Regions from separate parts of the Mus musculus genome. Here regions 1 and 3 are each linked to region 2. Evidence: chromatin contacts called from ENCODE Hi-C or POLR2A ChIA-PET data. All regions are on one chromosome and are shown on one strand. The core of a region is the stretch at or near the end of the contact, and the rest is flanking DNA. Distances in the headings are between cores, read along the strand shown.

Region 1 (3,282 bases), core at 354-2,853, 130 kb before region 2:
GTCAGCTTCCAAACTCTCAGCTGCTCCGGGCCAGTGTCTCCTGGAGAGTCTTCTGCCCTGTGGAAAGGCATCCTGCAGAGGAAATCACCAGCAGGAGGTAGGAACTTAGCCAGCACTGAGGAGATGGGGGGATTACCAGGGACTAAGTCTCAAGTGGTGACAACTCAGACTGTGAAGGTGTAATCGGGCAGTATGGGACCTCCCTGGGAGTGCTCAGAGGAGAACCAGCTTGTCTTCAACAAATCCCATTTACAGCTAGATCCGAAGAAGAACTTCCTAGGTCCCTACATGTACTAACATGCTTCCCAGACAGTGCTGGACTAAAAACCCGCCCACAGGGCTGCTGGCACCAGCTTGCCCTGACAAGCAAATGTAGCTCTGGTGTCTGGGACTAGTTTTGGGTGGTGCATGTCCCCCTTGTACCTAGCTGCCCTCAGGGTGGGAACTAAATGTCTGTGGGTCATTGGAGTTTTCTGTCCCTCAGAGGCAGCCTGCAGTGTGAGACTTGTTCAGATGCCATGAGACCCACGGACTGCTGATTAATAAACAGAGCCGAGGGCAGAGGCTGAGTAAGGGTACTGGGGCAGGGACTAGACTGGGCAGCCAGGAAAGTCGGACAGAGGCAGAAAGAAGAGGCGCCGTTACCTTTTCCCTGGTCAGGGCAACTTATTCGGCATCCTGGATGGAGTCTTTCCTCCTCTGCATTCCTAGTAAGCAGCTTTGTAGACTCGGTGAGCCAGGAACAGGACATGGAGGCGCGGGGGTGGGGTGGGGGTGGGTGGGTGGGGTGGGGGTGGGTGGGTGGGTGAGAAGTTTCTGCAGTGTCTGGTAGGTTTCACACATGTGAGGGCCCCGGGAATCTCACTATGCTCAGAGGAAGCTCCACAGACAGAACCCAGATGCCTCCCCTGCCTCCTAGTACAGGCCTTTTCACTCCTGGGGGGCGAGGGGGCGTGTCACCGCTTTGCAATTTCCCGAAGGGATCACTGACATCTTGGGGAGGCCAGCTCTATTTGATACAAGGACTTTAAAATGGTGGCCCGACTATCGGACAAGCTCTCTCCACAGGGCAGGGCTCCCACCCTAATGAATGGCTAGGTGGACTGTTGGCAAGTAATGCAACAAGCATTCCTGTCACAGGCTCAAAGATGCATGGGGACCCTTTCCGCGCCGGATGTATGCCTGGCTCCATCCTTCCTGCACAGGCGATTCCTGGACACGGTGTCCTCCGGTGATGAGGCCCTGGCTCCGGGAAACAGGGGCTGAGGCCGCACACCTGTCGCCCTGGTCCAAAGGGGCAGAGATAGACTTTTAAAGGACAGAACGGGGATTCCCACTCGCCCAGTCTTGTGTCCCTCCGCGCCACGCATTCCCGTAGTGTAAGAGCGAAGACTTTGGAGCCAAGCGAACCGGAGACCAGCTCAGGAGGAGTGTTGGGGTAGCTGGGATAGCTCCTGGTCGCTCTGGAAGTTAGCTGGAGTCGCTAGTCCCAGGCGAGGGCTGGGGAGGGGCGTCTCGGCCCCGCCCCGCCCCGCCCCGCCCCGCCCCGCCCCGCCCCGCCCCTCTCCGGCTCCAGGGTTGCGAGGCTGCGGAGCTCAACCCAGAAGCCGGGCGCCCTGGGGTTGAGCGGGCGACGCACTATAGCCGGGATGCGCACCTGTCTGCGGTTCCCGCTCCCGAGCCTGAGCGCGAAGCGACCCCATGGCAGGTAGCGGTGGCCTGGGCGGCGGGGCCGGTGACCTCCAGGGTGCGGGGACGGGCCAGGGGACTGCACTGCGTGCTCTCCGTGCTCCGCTGGCGCTCGTAGTTCTGTTGCTAAGCGCCTACTGCCTCTTCGCCCTCCCCGGCCGCTGTCCACCTGCCGCCCGCGCCCCTGCTCCGGTTCCTGCACCCGCCGAGCCGCCCCACACCTCCCTCCGTCTGAGAGCACCCGGCCTGCCGGTGGCCAGCGGCCCGGGGCGCCGGCGCTTTCCTCAGGCGCTCATTGTGGGTGTGAAGAAAGGCGGCACGCGCGCATTGCTGGAGTTCCTGCGGTTGCACCCCGACGTCCGTGCACTTGGCTCTGAACCCCACTTCTTCGACAGGTGCTATGATCGCGGCCTCGCCTGGTACCGGTGAGCGTCCCTGCTGGTCCGCGCCTCGTCGGTGTGTGCCTTGGACTGTGCTTTCTTAGAACCCAGGATGAGTAGGGTAGAATCCTGGGCACTGGGTCTAAAACAAGCCTGTTAGGGAAATAGCCTTGATTTCCTGGGCACAGCGACCCTCGAAGGAGAGGCCATCTATAGCCAAGGGTCGCAGGAATTAGAAAATCTCAGAGAAAACTCTGTTCTCCTGTTGGGTGGCCAAGGGACTCAGCGAGGCATGATCCTATCTTGAAAGTAGTTTCAAGCGAGTGAGATAACTGGGCAGGTAGACTTTCCTTTTTAGAGGGTCAGGGAATTGAACCTGAAGCCTCAAATGTACTAAACGAGTATTCTACCACTAAGCTACTAATATATATCCATATATTATTATGGTTTATATCAATATAATCCCGGTGGAGCTACTTGGCAGCCTTAGAGATACTTGGAGCTCAGTCACTTTATCATCCCTTCGTGTCTGTCCATTCCCTGCTATAACTCTGGGTAAGTACTGGTAATTATCTGACCACTAGTCAAGTATATTTTGGAAGGGCCTCCAGGTTTCCAGAAGTGTTCTAGAAAGTGCCTTTCCACCCCTAAGAATCTCTCCCTCACCCTGCATCAGGGAGCCCTCTATAGCTGCTGGAGTCTGAAGAAAGTTAGGTCTGGGCTTTGAGGAGGGAGACTCTGCTCTTTGGTTTAGCCCAAGGGTGGGGACTGGAATACACCCTTCTGTAGCTGTCCTTTCTACATACAGGAGGACTTGGGATGCAGCAGTGGAATGTGGGGAGCACTACCCCAGGTACAGCAGTATGTCCTGGTGGATGGTCAGATTCTGGTTCCTCCCTTCTGGTGTGACTACCCACAGGCTCCGCCCACCGCCTCCTGCAGGCATCGAGGGCCCCCTGCTCCTTCATGTAGGGAAATGGGGCTATATTGGCTTGCCTCTTCTGCAAGCCCGAGCTGAGCCATGATAACCTGGAGAGTCAGTGCGGGTGGCACACTGACTGTTTCCCGGGTTCTTCTGTACTCCCGTTTGCTAACTCTGCCTTTTGCACTAAGACCGGTCTTAACGGGTTTGGGAGAGAACAAGCTCGAGACCTCTAAGGGTCAGTACTACCCGAGGAGAGGTTCTCGGGAACACTGATGTTCTCAGCATGGG
Region 2 (3,286 bases), core at 597-3,096:
AATAAATATCCACAATCTGTGTCTGGTAGCTGGACAGCTTCAGCGTGTTTGGCCTCACCAGAAATCCAGAAAACAATGAACAATGGACAGGCAGGCATCTACCAGTCAGCGAGGTACAGGGATAGAAGTGTTAGGGAGGACATACACTTCCCTGTGGACACTCAAGTGCTGCCTCCACAGAAACACTCACAGGCCCTTCAGACCTCGAAAGTCACCATTCACAGCTTCACTGGGTGTGGTCCCGGAGGGAGGCGCTGAGTGTCCAGCCAGGACAATTGTACCATGATGGCTGCATTTCACTTGGATGATGCCTGAAGAAACATAGGCTCTGTCTGTTGGCATATTCCAGGCTAGACACAGGGCCCAGGGAAGGCACCAGGAGGTAACCCTGGATAGAATAGCAGAGTTGTCGGGGGTTACGGCTCTTCAGTGGCTGGGCCTTGTGTTCCTGTGTGGTGTGGTGTGGTGTGGTGGCAGCACTTCGCTTGGGTGAAGCAAGCCTGGCAAGGCTTCCACACCACATGAAGCAGGGCTTGGAGACAGGAAGAGATCCTAGTCCAGCAGGGCCCACAGGGACTCAGGCACTGCTGGCCCCTGCTCTCAGCAGAGGCTGGCTACTGGCCCCGCAGCTCTGCTGAGACCGCACTTTTGCTGTGTAAACTGCTCTGTGGCTCTGGGCGGAGACTCCCTCCCTGCCGATCTATAATTTCTCAGAAAAGAGGCTGAGGAATAACATGGAAAATGCCCTAGACATGGGGAGGCATGGTGGGAGCCACAGCCCCTGACCCTCCCAGACCTGCCTACTTCCTCTGCTTGCTTAGAGATGGCTCCCAATGTCCCCCAAGCCCCTGAGAAGCTGTTCTTTCTGAAACCCAGCACTGCCTTGCCTGGCCCCTCCCGTGTGCATTCCCCCCATCCCGGGCAGGGCAAAGGGACAGAGCTCAGGCAGGACTGGCTGGAGTGTCCGTCAGGTCACAGGTTTCAGGCCCTGGAGGAGGAAGCTGAGATGTGGCTCCGGCAGGGTGAGTGGAGCCAGGGCCAGGTTGAGGGCCCCACACATGGCCCTCCTGCCTCCCCCTGGGGCAGCATGTTTACCTGGGGTCTTTGTACACAAGGAAGTAGTAGGTTGTTAGGCCCTCCATACTGTGGAGGCCAGCAGAAACTGGCTCTGCCCCTGAGGCTGCGGTGCCCCACTGTCTTCCTGCCAACCCTTTTCTAGGAGGACTGTGCTGGGGAGAGCAAACACGAGGTAGCTGGTGGCTCTGCCAGGTGTTCCTAGAAGAGGCCCTGGGGGAGGGGCGGTAGCCAGCCGTCAGCTGACCTAGAGGTCACAGGAAGACTGAGACTGGGCCTTAGACAAACCCCTGGACTGGGAGGCACAAATGGTGGGCCCACTTAGGCCTAAGAAACCCCAGGTCAGAGAGCATTCGAGAAGTATAGGCAAGGCCTTAGGAAACAGGGCAAACTGTTTAAGCCTGACAGAGCCATCTGCTCCGTATAGAGGTGAGTGGGGGGAATTCCCAGGAACCCCCGAGCTCCCTCACCTTAGCTGAACCTACTGGGAGACAGGGCCCCCCCTACACCTACCTTGAGCACCAATCCTGAAGGTCTACTCCACCAAGCCTCTACCTCCAACACCAGCAGAGGTGGCTTTCAATTGCTCCCCCGCCCCCCAATCCCCGAGACTTTGGGGCGGACAAAGTGCCCCTCCCCTGCACCACCCGCATCCAGAGGAGCTTCTGTTGAGACTTGTTGCCCAGCCCTAGAGGGTTAAAGGAGCCAGAGTGTGGGGCAGGGCCAGCTGAGGGCTGCCAGCTACAGGCAGTGGGGAAATCCACTGGGCAGCAGCCTGTGCTGTAGACGGCCCTTGCTCACTGCCTGCCTGCGGCCAGCTCTGTACAAGGAACAATGGCTCTGAGAACAGGTGAGGAATCCGTCTCCCCTGCCACTTGCTCTGAGGGTAGCTGGTCCTCAGCCAGAGCCCTCTGGGAGAAGCCGCAGTAGGCTTAACTCAGGGTGGGCTGGTGGGAATTCTGGGTTGGGTCTTGGATACAATTCCTGGCACCGGAGGGTCTCGGTTACTTTCCCCCTTGGTGGCGGCACTGTGGGAAAGGGCCAGATGAAGGCAGGGTAGGCAGAAGAAACAAGTACCTCACCCCTGGGCGCAAGGTGCAGAAATGGGGCTCATTGCTCCCCATATTCTGGTCTCATAGCTTGCTGAGATGGTATGCTGCACACAGCCCGAGATCCTTCTGGCTACCGTTTCTCTTAAGGGCCTGGCCCTGGGTGAACGGGAAAATGTCTTCTTCCTCGTCTGCCATTGGTGTGCTCCCACAATGCCTAGGGCTTCCCCCACTTCCAAACCACCGTTACACAGTCACACCAGATACAAACTGCGCAGGTGCGGGACAGTGTCGTTCTTCCCAACTTGATCTGGGGTTCTCAGCATACACCCGAGGCAGATTAAGTTGGGGTGCTAGCTGGGTTCATGTGATTTGACGCTTGGTTGAATGGACAGTTGGGGTTTTCTAGACCCCCACTCTTCTACCAGTAAGGGTTATAGCCTTCATATAATGGGGAGCAAATAAGGCACGCTTCACCCATATGAGGGCCCAACAGGCAGGGAATGCCCAGCTTGCTGCCTAGCCATTGAGGACCACAAATGAATATGCTACCTGGGTCTATATCCCCAAGTATTCTGCAAGAGTCAGCTCTTGGACTGCACTTCGATTCTGTTTCTCAGCCTGGCTGTTGTACACCCTAGAGGACACAGCCTGCCTAGTGGCCAGGGCCCAGGTTGCCTGGAGAGCAGGGTGATGTGGGAGACCCAGGCCCTCTGTGCCCTTGCAGTGCGACGGGGATCACCACTTGCTGGTTCCAGGGTCTGGGAAATTGAAGTGGCTTCAAAAGATAGGACGTGGCTGTCACCAGTGTTTGCTTAGTATCAAAGTGGGATGGTGGATGCCATCTCTTACAATGGCTGAGGGTTAGGGAAGCCCAGGGTTTGGTTCATATCCTGGGGGCATCTCCTTGCCAACCCTTCTCCCCACAGGAAGCCCAGCCCTGGTGGTGCTTCTGGCTTTCTGGGTGGCACTGGGCCCCTGTTACCTGCAGGGGACAGATCCTGGAGCATCAGCAGATGCCGAGGGCCCCCAGTGCCCTGTCACCTGTACCTGCAGCTATGATGACTACACAGATGAGCTCAGCGTCTTTTGCAGTTCAAGGAACCTCACTCAGCTGCCCGATAGCATCCCAGTCAGCACCAGGGCTCTGTGGCTTGACGGAA
Region 3 (3,502 bases), core at 414-2,913, 82 kb after region 2:
TCCAGAGATGAGGCCCAAATTGAGTCTGTTACGGGAATATAGGAACTAGCTTTTGAACTTAATATGGGTATTGAAAGTAAGGATTTAGTATTGCTTTGTGTACTAAAATAATGAGCCACTTGGGCAAGAGCAGTGTCCACCTCCATCTCAAAGACAATGGAGCAAGCACAAGCTTCAAAGCCTACAGCAGCAATGCAAGTCTTAAGGTTGCCCCTGCAGGGTCTCACAAATGGGCCTTTCAACAAATAGGGCCCAGAACAATGGCACAGTGTGGCCTTCTGGAAGCCACTAGCAGCCATTAATCACAGTAACACCAGTGGAGTGGAAGGTTCTAGGGCCAGATTAGTCAACTCAGACTTTAGGACCAAATCCATAATTCCAATTACTTTTTCCTTTTGTAGTACCCTTTAAATGTTTCAGTAGAAATACTCAAGTTATCGAGAAAATATAAGGGATATAGGCAAAGATGAAAAGCCAGAGTTCAAATGAACTATGGCACTGGAGAGAAAGAAAATATCGACGGTTGTCAGCGCTCCCAGGCCTCCCTGGAATGATGAGTTTCATAAGAACTAGGAACTAATGAGAAAATCTGGGACAAAGCCATGAGAAATAGACCGGGTGGGGGGTGACGTGTTCTTCATGGTTAGTAATTTTTGTGGATGAATGACAGTAATACCATAACGCTTTTACAGTTCAAACATCTCCAGCACAAGAAAATCCCTCTGCTGAGGAGACAAAAGACAGGGTTAGACGAAAGGAAACCCTGGAGTACAGACAGACCTTACAGACTCAGGCTTTGTAGCAATCAGTCGGACTATGTGCTGCTATCTTCTCCAACCTGCCTAAGTTGCCATCCAAAGCACGCTTTCTATCTAATATGGCCCAGACTGAGGCTTCCAATTGCGCTTCATTATCCAGTTAAGGTAGCTCCCCTTTCCCCCTCATCCCGCTATCAAGTGGGTATTTCCTCCTTTTCCTAAATTCCTCTCCATGGACGCCTACTCAACAATTAACTCCTGGAGCTCGTAAAGTCATTCGAACACCAGTTTCATTTTATCAACTCAAATGGGGATTTCCTCCTTTTCCTAAAATCCTCTCCATGGACGCCTATTCAACAATTAATTCCTGGAGCTCGTAAAGTCATTCGAACACCAGTTTCATTTGATCAACTCAAAGCAGATCAGACAGAAAGCCTAGAGGAAACTGTGTAGGGAAGGTCCCCGCCCAGGGTGTAGCAGTCAGTAGTGCATCCAACAAACACCTGGTCGTGGGTTGGGTCTGAGAACGCTGCCGCTACTCAGCCACATTCAAAGGTCGTCATGACCAACCAAACTGGACAAGGGAAGGGCTCAGGAAGCGGCAAACAGCTCGGAGCGCCCGGCTAGCGTCTGTCCTGAGCAAGCACTTCAGGAGAGCCACGTGTCTTAATCCCGCCGCCCGGTCTCCACTCCGCTCTAACCCCACAGCCTTCCTGCAAGGCCCTGCGGGAGAGCGCGCACAGTATCCTCAGGGGAGCCCCGCGCCACACCCACCGCACTTGTAGGGTCTCCCGCCCGCCACGTGGCTGCGGCTATGCGCCCACCCGGGCCCCAGCACCGGTCCGCGCACCTGGAACCCGACTTGCCAGCTTGGCTGTCCGCGCCCTGGAACATGTCGGCCGCCGCCCCGCGCTTTCACAGCCGCCGCGCGGCGGTTCCCGCTTGGTCCCGCGCAGGTACCCTGACCCGCCCAAGCCAGTTGGACGCCTCTCGCGCCAATCATGTCTCTGCAGCCTATCGTAGAGTCGTGCCCCACTCCTCCCTCCCGCCCCCAAGGAGAGGGAGGCTTGGAGGCCCGCATCGCGCTTACAGCCGATTGGCTGCAGGGGGCGCCTCTCATGGCCTCAGGCGTGGGCATTGGTTCACAGCTCGCCCCACCCCCAGCCAACACGCCTCCGCATGCGAATCCGCATTTTCTGGCCGACCTATCCCGGGCTGGATGGCACTAGGAAGTTTCTGGCCGGTGGTAGCGGAAGGCTTCTTTGGGGTTACAGCACCTTCGGGAGGAAAGGTTCATGGAAGCGCACAACATACCCATAACAGAAGCAGCGAATTCTGTAATGAATTCCGCATTCAGCGGTCACTCAATCGCTGAATCTCTGATGCCTACCTGTTTGCTCACCCTCACCTCCAGGGCACCTCCAGGCCTTAGAGCTCATCTCATTACACTGTGCCTGTTGGAATACCCTAAGCATACTGGCTTTGAAAGCAGGCACAAAAGACAGACATTAGATGAAGTATTAGTATGTATTTATGCACAATAAAAACATTTACAAGCCGAACTGGAAATTTTAGCCGAAGTTTTAACAGTTCTTGTTTATTAAATAACCAAAACACCTTTTATTCCCAAAAAATTGGTAAAGAATAAATAATGTAATTTACAATATGGTACAAAAAATAATCAGAAGGACAGGCATTCTGCTTTATACATACACTGTATATTTATAGTCTATAAAACAAATTCACATCTCAAGCCGGAAACCTCAGATGATATGGCTTAACGATTATCAAAGCAAACAGCACTGAGCTCTGCCTGCTGGGGGCACCCCTCCAGCCAGTGATCTTACGAAAGAATAAGGGTCTGGCTGGGGCAGTGCTTCCAAAACTGGACTGACCACACCAGGCTAGCCTCTGGGAAAGGTATACTGTGGGTTTCTTTCCTTTTTTAAAGTGTTTTTTTTTTTTTTTTAAATTAAGACAAAGTACGGTATTTCCTCATGAATGCATCTGGGAGATTTGTTTTTAAAGTACATAAAACAATTTCCTTCTAAACTTATTTTGACCATTTCTAATAATATGGTTTGGTTAAAAATGCTATTGAACTGAATGACACCTCCCCTAGCAGAGGCTATCACAAGGAATGAAAAAGAAGAGGAGGGTAGGAAAAAAGGTTGACCAACAGATGAAATGTCCCAAAGTCCCACTCCCTGAGCAAGTACTATGCCCGACAGGATCTATGGACTTCAGCTCGCCTGAGCATCTTCTCTAGGACACAATCCATGCCAAGCACCAAAGATACAGGTTCCCCATCTTTTAAAAAGATGAATCAACATGTCTAAGAAACATTAATATTAACAAAAGATTTTCTCAAAGAATGACCGCATGTAAGTCACACTAAGTTCCAATGAGGAGAGGAAGCCCGAGTGAACGCCAACCATCCAAACTGATGGAAGGAAGAGAAGGAAGATGTAGAACCCAGGAGCCTGCCTTGCTGTTTTTGTTTTGTTTTTTAAAAAACTCTAACCTTTAGCAGTTTTCAGGTTTTATGCATGGATATTTGCTTACGCTGGGAGACGTTGTATCCACTGATTCTCTGCTACAAATGCCACCATTTGTCCTTTAATGTGGCGATGATGAGCAAACCAGTATGGCTGGTGAAGAACCTTCTGGAATCTTGTCAGCTTCCTTACAGTAACGCACCAGTCCATCTGATGCCGCTTGCTACTGGGAGACAAGGGCTGTAG

The links. Hi-C counts contacts between places; a loop is a spot of excess contacts on that map. ChIA-PET counts read pairs that join two places held with the same protein, here RNA polymerase II (POLR2A).
Region 1: POLR2A ChIA-PET joins it to region 2 with 13 read pairs in embryonic stem cell. The contact joins the promoter of Hs3st6 here to the promoter of Igfals in region 2. A Hi-C loop is called at or near these places in 18 of 37 maps with a recorded cell type or tissue (CH12.LX, CH12F3, T-helper 17 cell and 5 more). POLR2A ChIA-PET finds 5 or more read pairs at or near these places in 3 of 5 experiments (Patski and embryonic stem cell).
Region 3: POLR2A ChIA-PET joins it to region 2 with 15 read pairs in embryonic stem cell. The contact joins the promoter of Jpt2 here to the promoter of Igfals in region 2. POLR2A ChIA-PET finds 5 or more read pairs at or near these places in 3 of 5 experiments (Patski and embryonic stem cell).

The regions. Positions count from the first base shown.
Region 1 is chr17:24,751,385-24,754,666 of GRCm38, forward strand. Hs3st6 (heparan sulfate (glucosamine) 3-O-sulfotransferase 6) reads left to right here and starts at 1,604. Exons shown (of 2, transcript NM_001012402.2): 1 at 1,604-2,114. The coding sequence starts at 1,702.
Region 2 is chr17:24,876,901-24,880,186 of GRCm38, forward strand. It overlaps Igfals (insulin-like growth factor binding protein, acid labile subunit), which reads left to right and starts at 1,847. Exons shown (of 2, transcript NM_008340.4): 1 at 1,847-1,924; 2 at 3,053-3,286. The coding sequence starts at 1,909. Gm41549 (a long non-coding RNA gene) reads right to left here and starts at 1,169. Exons shown (of 3, transcript XR_876682.3): 1 at 1,096-1,169.
Region 3 is chr17:24,958,960-24,962,461 of GRCm38, forward strand. Jpt2 (Jupiter microtubule associated homolog 2) reads right to left here and starts at 1,664. Exons shown (of 5, transcript NM_198937.2): 1 at 1,609-1,664. The coding sequence starts at 1,652. It overlaps Cramp1l (cramped chromatin regulator homolog 1), which reads right to left. Exons shown (of 21, transcript NM_020608.3): 21 at 2,267-3,502.